2 separate regions of the Homo sapiens genome follow, and region 2 is linked to region 1. Evidence: read pairs that join two places in POLR2A ChIA-PET (ENCODE). Cell type or tissue: MCF 10A. All regions are shown on one strand. Each heading gives the region's core, and the rest is flanking DNA. Links, peaks and the distances in the headings are about the cores only.

Region 1 (4,534 bases), core at 325-4,324:
TGCCAAATTCCAAAGGGAGGAAGCTATAATGAGGCATGTCTGATCCCCACTTCCCATCATTGCCTGAATTAGTTTTTCAGGTTAACTTTGGAACTCCCCTGGCCAAGAGAGAAGGTCTATCAGTCAGTTAGCGGGCTTACAATTTTATTTTGGTTTACATTGTGCTGTAAGCCTAGGTAGATTTTTTTCTCCCCTTAATCAATTTTATACTTTTCTAGGGGACGGTTTCAATTTCAGCAGTCAAGCTCTGGCAAGTGTTTCCCAGGCTGAGTTAACCTTTTCTCTGTGCCTAAATTTGTGCATATTTATTATAACAGATGGTGTATAACCACATAATAATTTCTGACAGTTGAAATTTGGTCATTAGAACAAAATTAAGTCAGGATAAATTCCAAAACTATATCACACAATGGAAGGTATTCGGACTATGAAACTGGAGGTTGTATTTATATACCAGCTTTGCCATGCACCAACTTGCTGCATAATTATAGTATCTACCTCCATGGGTTACTGTGAAGGTTAAATGAAATTGTGTGATGAGCACGGTATAAACTATAAAGTAAAAGTAGATCTGAATGGAGCTCAAGAACTGTTGTTGGGGTAAGTACATTTTCAAAGCCTTTCCAGGACTTAACATTTCATGCTTTGCTGATTTAGGATTTAAGGTAATATTGCAGGATTACTTTCTTTAATTTCCATAGTCTTTTTTATTCATTCTAAGTATTTATACTTCAGTTTCATTTGTTGAATTTTTAAATTTTATACTGCATGGATACTAACCTTTGTGAGTGGAACCAGATTAATTGATATCCATTGATGTGTCTGAGATTTAGTTAAAATTGGAAATGGGCCTATAAAGACATCTGGCATGAAAAATAAGTTGAAAGCATGATAGCTCTTTGACGGTAAAATGTATTTGATTTAGAATTGCTAAAAGATATCATTTTTTAGAGTTTCTTTAAAAGTTGGAACAATAGTATAGAAATTTGATTTTGCCTGGCTGAGAAACAAAGTGATAGATTCTATTTAGGATGAAATATTATTTCTTAAAACACTTTTTCTCTGTGAAAATGGAAAACATTGTGTATAGCATCAATTTCTTTTCTAAAAACATATTGGAGGATGCTAACATTACTTTTCTGATAGGGAAAAGGCAGGCTTTCCACTTTCTACAGAATGTATCCTCTTGACAATTATGCCACATGCTTAGATATACCAAATAAATTAGAACACTTGCCCTGGAGATGCCAGGTGTGTTACAGTAGGTAGCTAGTCAGACATGAGCAGGGTGGGAGAGTCCCCCCCACCACTAGGAATGTCAGGCAACCATCAGGTGATGGTCAGGTGGTTATTAAACTGCCTCTCTAAAATTATAATTGGTCACAGCCAGTGCCAGGGAAAAGCAGTCTCCCAATTGATAAAAACACCTAAAACTGGCAATCAGCAGCCTCCTAAGATCTCAGGAGTTGGGCAAGTGTCCTCAAGCATACTCATTAAGAGGCAAAATGGTGGAGTTTAACTGGTATATGACCTTCTATATGAACGTCTATGGATATTTGACTGGTAAGGGAAGAACGCCTCAAGTGAGCCTGCATAGAACTCCAATAAACACAACATGCATACTCACCTCCCAAGTGCTGGTAGGCCACTACACATGCACACAGCTTACCCCAAGGGAAGAATCAGGGGTAAAATAGTTAAATCAATTATGTTAGCATAATGTAAAATAAAACATAAAGAAATGTAATGAAAGTTCGAAAACAAAGTTACCAATGTTTTACATTTAAATGTAGCTAGTAAAAATTCCATAACTGTGATTTTAATATCAGGGGTTCCATCTTGAGACCAAGTAAGAATCAGATGAGCCTGGGCATGTCTAGTAAAATAAAGAATAAAAGCTTGCGTTAAAGCAAACTAAACATGTCCTGAGAAGGACTCCATACTTCTATATTTGAGTCCTTGTAGATGACCTGCAACCTAACTTAGTGGGTAGACAACCCTAACTTAGGAGTATGCACCTGTAACAGTGGCTGAGTCTTGGCCAATTCCAGCAGCCATACTTCAACCACTCATACACTGCTGAGTGTTCAAACTGAGTTGAAATGAGGTAAATGCCAACCTGTAATCAATTCATCTGTTTCTGTACCTTACCTCCAATTTCTGTATGTCACTTCCTTTTTTGTGTCCATAAATTTGTTCTGACCAGGAGGCATCACTGGAGTCTCTCTGAATCTGCTGTGATTCTGGGGGCTGCCCAGTTCATGAATCATTCATTGCTCAATTAAACTCCTTTAAATTTATTTTGGCTGAAGTTTTCTTTTAACACTTGGTTTGTTGCCAGTGTTCCAGCTACGTCAGGAATGAGTTATCTCTAAGGGAAATTTATTCAATTGGAAGAAAGAAGTAGCCATCATCATTGCATATAATTTAATGAGAAGACTACACTTTACAAGTACATCATTTTTGATATTGAATTGTTTGGCCCAAGACCATTATTATGGGGGCAGAGTCAACACTACCATGAGTCTCCATTAATAAAGCTGAAAACAAATCTATAACTCATTCTCCCACTTTATCACATGCTGCTCTCAGAAAACCGTAAGTTGTAGGGACCACAGAAGTATTTGATGGCACACTGGTAGACCCTGTAGTGCCACCCCTGCCTGAAAAACATGGTGCTGGATCAAACAGATGCATTGCTAAGCATATGTGAAGAATCAGAGTATCACAGAAATACTGAGAGAAAAATTTCCATGGAGCTGGTGATCTTTTGTCAAAGATATTAAGCCAATGATTGAGAAAAGTGAAGTTATTCCTCTTAATATGAGGCAGAGGCCTCAGGAAACTGGAAAACTCTCTAATAAATGACTGAATATCCCTGTCTTTTAAGAGGAAATTGTCTGAAGAAATTCTAATGATTTGTGTTTGGCCATTTGCATGAATATCTAAGAGCCTGGGCACTGGAGGAAGGCTGATGTTGGAAGGGTCTCGAAGAAAGTAGTTGGGTGGATTGACCTAGGTCTAGGCTCCTAAAAACTCTTAAGCTAACACATAACACATATTGCACAATATGGAATTTAGGCTTCTGAAAGCTGATTAGATTCCTGAAAGCTCTTGAGCAATCACATAAAACATATCGCACAATATGGAGTTTCCAACACCCGTTGAAATGCTCATTGCTCATCACAATGAGTCTCACTCTTTGGATTTCTGAAAGTATTGATGGCACCGACATATAGGGTTAGGAGAGCAAATTCAGCAACTGATTACTTCTTACCTGAGGGATGATTGGAGAAGCAATCTCTAAGTGGATGTGATGAACTTGGTTCTAAATTCATATTAATCCTAAATTCACATTAATAAAAATCCTAAGGAAAGTACACACTAAACTTTAGTATGTGCCTAGTAATCTGCTAAGTACTTTAAACAGATCATCTACTTTATTCCTTACAATTATCTTATAAAATAGGTATTGTTACTATCTCCTTTAGATAGTTGAACAACTGAGGCTCATAGGAGACCAAAGACTTGCCTAAGATTTCAGCATGTTTTAGGTACCAAGGATTGTGCTAAACACTTTACCTGCATTATTAAATTTAATCTTTAGAGCTGCTATTGAAAATAATGAATTCTGAGACTTCAGCTATGCAAATGTACCTGGACATATTTTCTTAAATATTATTTTTTAAGCACAGATTTACAATTCAGATGTGTTGCTAAGTGGTGTACATTAAGATAATAACTAAACTTTCTGAAGTTTGTTAGTCCAAAATGAATCCACCTTCTTTCTGCAAAATTAGAGCTCTTAAAATAACTGAACAATTCTTAAATAATAACTTATAGGAAAGGTATAAACTATAGATTACATTATAATAAATATTTAAAAACAATAAAGCTTGGCTGCTCATAGTTGGTTATTTTCTAAATTCGTTTTTTTCTTATTTATTTTATTATTTTTTTTGAAGGCACACTTAAATATGCTTCTTTTATCCTTGTAGAACTAATTAAACATTGTTAAAAAAAAAAGTTCCAGAGATGAGTAAACAGAATTATTTCATTTTGATATTACTACCAGCAACTAGAGAAGGAACAAAGACCCAGTCTGGATACTTAACTCCATGGACACAAAAGGTGAAGGGTTTTTAAGTGCTGTGGTGGACAAGCACTAGGGGACATTTAGTGGGTTATTGACGAATGGGAGTTGTGGAGCACACTATGTTATTCCTGAGTGTGAGACTGTGTTTCTCTGTGATTAGGTCCTCTGTGTTTGCTAATTGGTGCCCATTCAAGTTAGTCTCCTACCCTCCCACAGTCCCCTTCAGTATTTACATTTCAAAGAGATTGTTTCCAAGTCCTTGAGAAAGACATTTCCTGGGCTGTAAAACTGGTAGGCTGGGAGATTTACATTCCTTTCAAAGCGGCAGAAAGAATTTACAACTACAAGTTTTCTAAAGTAAATGGTAAATGCTCTAAGAAAAGGAAGGTCACGGACTTACAATCAGGAAGAAACCTATTTAATGTGTCATCAAGCTGA
Region 2 (4,534 bases), core at 206-4,205, 410 kb after region 1:
CCAGATGCTGTGGCCGCAGCAACTGTGCACTCAGCCCCTGGTGGATGGGGGTGTGTGAGTGAGCAGGTGCAGGGTCCAGCCAGCCATTCAGGCATTGGCACAGAATCAGGCTCTATACGGGGCTTGCAGCTGGACAAGGCATATCACAAGCCACTCCCGTGGTGGACTCCAGCCTCTAGACAAGGCAACATGGTGGCACCCAGACAGGGGTCCCCATGATCCCGAAGCCCCAGAGGGGATATTACAGTGTGCTAATTAGCTCTTTTAGTCCTGCCTTCGGTGACAAGTTAACAGCTCTGCCAGCCTCTGCCTCATTCTGGCCCATGGCTCCAGGGCTGGCTGGACCCCACCGCTGCTTCTCATTGCATGGGGTGGCTGCCCTCCACTGGTGGCAGGCAGAGGGCCACAGTTGTTACAGCTTTTGGTGTACCCACATTCAGTTGGTCCCAAGTTCTCATTCCACATCCAAGAAGAATGAGATCGCACTGACAATTGAAGAGTGAGGAGGGTGGAGAATAATTTTATTGGGCAACAAAACAGCTCTCAGCAGAGAGGAGACGTGAAGGTGGTCTCGCAGGGTGGATTCTCTCCCAGTGTGGCTGGGTCCAGGGATTGTAAGGGCTCAGAATGGGGGAGTGCTTGCTGATTGGTTTGTGAGTATAGGGAAAAGACTAGAACAAAGGCACCTCTCAAAGGTGGGCACAACAGTGTGAAAAACCAACTAGGGAAGAATAGGCTATATGTAAAATAGGTGAAGGGTGGGGATTAATCAGAGGAAAGTGTGCCAAACGGGAAGACAGGTTCTCAGTCTGCTCTGTGGATTTGACTTGCAGTTGGCTTTCAGGCTTTCAACTGTCTTTGGCTTCAAGGTAGGGTTTCACTGGGGACCCGGCCCCTGTCTGCCTAGGATCTGCCTGCCTTCTGCCACTATCAAGATTAGCTGCTTGTTCTGTCTTACAATCCTCACACAGAAATATTAAGGCCTGCTAAAACAGAGCAGTTATATTTTTGGTATCCTGGATCAGAAATAATGGTAAACTAGAAATCTCTCCCTGTCAAATACGCTCAAATGCCCTCACTTAGTTACATTACCAGTCATGATGTGAGAAAGGACTACAGGAAAGTTTTCAGTTTAACAGTGGGGAATTTTGATATTATAAGTGATTAAGTTAATTAAAAATGAAAAGCAATGCTCCAAAGTTATGTGATTCTAATGCAGTATAATGTGTGAAATATGATTAAGTAGAAAAGGATACACATTATTAATTGATGCAAAGGTAGATTATGAGTGAACATATAATGAAGCATTAACAAGCATGAGAAGGGACTCTGAATACCTAAACAAATGTCATAATTATCGATAACTCTTTCCATGCTAAAATACCGCTGATTCAACTGACTCCTTATATTTTTATAAGTCTTGGGAAACTGAGGAGTCCAGTTTTGTCTATTTCATTAGGTTGAGCAGTAGGACAGAGAATATTTTACTGCTATTTTAGGGAAAAAAACATTTTGAGTCAAAGGTGATGACATAGAGAATACTGCTGACTAACCCTCTAATTCAAAAATAAGTGGTCAAGTGTAGAATTGAATAGGATGTGGTTAATGGATTGAAGGAGTAGGATAGGTGGTAAACAAGATGAAAAACAAAATGAAAATGTTGAACCACACAGAATTTTGCACCTTAATGCTTTCTCAATTTTCTTGTTTAGGAAAGTATGGATGAAAATAAAGTATTTAAATTAGGGCAATTATTTTATTGGGAGCTAATGTCCTCACTGAATATAATAGTAGATGTATTCTGCTGAAATTATGAAAGTAGATAAGTTCTGCTGCACAAAAAGACAGGATTAAAATATTAATTGATCTTTTTAATAATTACAATTATTTTAGATAATAAAAATAATAAAATTAAAATAAAATGTGTTCATAAAATTAATAACACTACATATTCAATAAGATCCTAAATATTTATTATAAATACTATAAAGTAATACACAAATATATTTAAGGTGGCAATTGGAAATTTTTATTTCACTTGTACTGCTTTCTTTATTTTTCAAATTTTTAAATAATAATTATGCATCCCTTTTACAATATGAAGAAAGCGAACAATATGTAAGAGGAATCTGTAAAAGTGATTCAGTCATCAATGTTGTGGAAATTTTCTGGCTTTGCTTATTCTGCTTTTGTTTCCTTTTTCTGAAATGTCAAGACAATATGTAGATATTTCTGGTAACTTTTTTATTATTTCATAGGCCAGTCAACTAGGAAACACATGTATAGTAATCGTTCTCTACTTTGTGCAGAACAGTGATGTGTTTTCTATTTTGTGGGGAACAATTTAATTTTAGGCTTAAAGCGAGAGTAAGAATTCAAATGCAACTGATATTCAGATGTGAATAGTACTATAATAGCTTTAAGCTGTGGCATAATTTTCGGGTCATGCTTGTGAGCCCCTACCTTTTGTGTAGTGGGAAAATATAACTTTATTCTCTTCTGTTCACTTTAAAATGCTTCAATCATTATGTTCTCTTTAAGTTACTCTGTTTTTTCCAGGGTGAGTCAGATAAGAGAATTGGTAACTCCCCACCCCCCGGGCTCTTTCACATCCACTCCCCACATGTCATTCTGCTGAACCAGGTTGAGGTGGGGCTATGAGATCATGTGGCTCCTTGGTCTCTTCTACCCTTTTCACCCATATATCTGTTCTTTGGTCACTGCTTTCCTCTTTGGCCTTTATGTCCAAGTTACCTCATGGTAGAATTTAAGATCTAATCTTGTTTCCTCTGACCGGCTAGTGGGAGAATCTCAAGTGTACGGCTTCCTTTTTTGCAACCATGCTGCTCCACCAGGTTGTGTGGGAAATGGCTGCTTGCTTGAATCCTCGGCTGATGGAAGGATGGCTTAAAATTAGATCTTCCTTTAGTGCTGTCTGCCCCTGGAATGCTTAAACATATATGAATGTTTTTAAAGATCATCTTCATTGATGTGTTATTCAGAACACGTTAATATTTTCCAATATATCACCCCATTTCACAAGTAGTGTTGACATTACTATTAAGCATAAACATGAAGTGCCTATGAGACTAAAATGAATAATACTGTTTGCATTTGGAAGATACAAAACCTCTAGTGCTGTGCTTGATCTTGAAGGAAAATATTTGGTTGATGCAAATGTAATGGTTTTTGCCATGGTGCAGTTAACGTTTGCACCAGCCTAATACATCTGGATTCTGCTTTCACTTGGCTGTATAAATACTTTCTGCATCAGCCTCCCTACAAGAAGCATTTCTGTTTAACTCACTAAAAATATTATTTGAAACATGTGAACACAAAGGAGAAGATAGCAACGTCTTTTGAAGGTATAATTTCAAAGGTACCCAGTGAAATTTTATTTCTTCTAGCTGTGATTATTGCTTTGAAATTTAAAATAACAGATCATGAATTTCCCACTTTATATTCCTGAATTCACATTTACATCAGATTAGGTCAGTTTGTGTCTTCCTGAATAGCCACATGGCAACATTTTACTAGGTACACAAACCTTATTCTCTCATTGTTATTCTTTGGCTAGACTCTTGATGTTCATTGCAACACACATGATTGCCACAGCTCTCTGGGTTTTTTTCTGACTCTAATTTTGCTGTTCTTCATGACTCATTATCTAGCAGTCACCACAACAATAAGAGTTATTGAACATTCACTCTATGCAAAACCATGTCCTATACAATGAACAGTAGAGGATTACAAGAGAATAAAATACTTGCTCTCTGCTGTCAATGACATTGCAATCTAATGGGGTTTAAAAATCTCTAGTGTCTAGTGTTCAGCCTGGTGCCATATCAGTTTCTATTTTATATCAAACATATCAGAAAATCACTAAAACACATTTTACTACAGAGTAAAATTTGCTTTAAAGAAGGTCAATTTTTGGCATCATTCTTGGTTATTGAGTCCGAAAGATGTTCTTAAAACTTTCATGGATATTGAGGATAATGCTATATAATAATAATTTTAATGTATTTAAATAGCATTTTACATTTAAAAACACGTTTACAAGTATATGCTTTATATAATGCTCTATATGTTAAAAGTATATAATATATACAAACATAGACACTTTATTCTCACAGCAAAATAGTTGATGCTATAGTAGTTTTATGTTGAGAAAATCTAAGCTCATGGTAGAACTATGTTACTGTGTAATGGAAATAATGTTGGATATATAATTAGAATTTATACCTAGTACCTTTTGTTCCCGTTGTTGGCTTTTTCAGATTACTCCTTTATTAGTGATGCTTTCATTTAAGAGGATTGAAGTAAAAAACTAAAGAATTGGTGACCTACCAAGTAGCTATGTATGTCTCTTATGTGGGAGTTTTTTATTTAGGATATTGTAACTATCACACTTCTATGTACTGTGATCTGAACCAGACTTAATGTGAAAATATTTATTGAGTGTCTACTCTGTGCCAAGCACTATTCTTACTTTGAGATGTCAGATTATTGAAGTTTTCTCGTTAAGTGGAAA

What was found. ChIA-PET counts read pairs that join two places held together with the same protein. Peaks named below come from ENCODE experiments on the same cell type or tissue, not always from the same donor. Only the 100,000 strongest peaks of a DNase experiment are listed, where the experiment ranks them.
Region 2: POLR2A ChIA-PET joins it to region 1 with 10 read pairs; 1 of 35 experiments calls an interaction of 5 or more read pairs at or near these places.

The regions. Positions count from the first base shown.
Region 1 is chr18:30,763,999-30,768,532 of GRCh38, reverse strand. No RefSeq gene overlaps it. Among named protein-coding and RNA genes, the nearest start is that of DSC3, 280 kb to the left of the region's middle. RefSeq lists an enhancer at 3,939-4,534. In MCF 10A, for the core only: no CTCF peak of the experiment used is centred there; a DNase peak (open chromatin) is centred at 2,302.
Region 2 is chr18:30,357,848-30,362,381 of GRCh38, reverse strand. All of the region lies in intron 1 of LOC105372047 (a long non-coding RNA gene), which reads left to right. Among named protein-coding and RNA genes, the nearest start is that of MIR302F, 61 kb to the right of the region's middle. In MCF 10A, for the core only: no CTCF peak of the experiment used is centred there; DNase peaks (open chromatin) are centred at 2,621 and 3,601.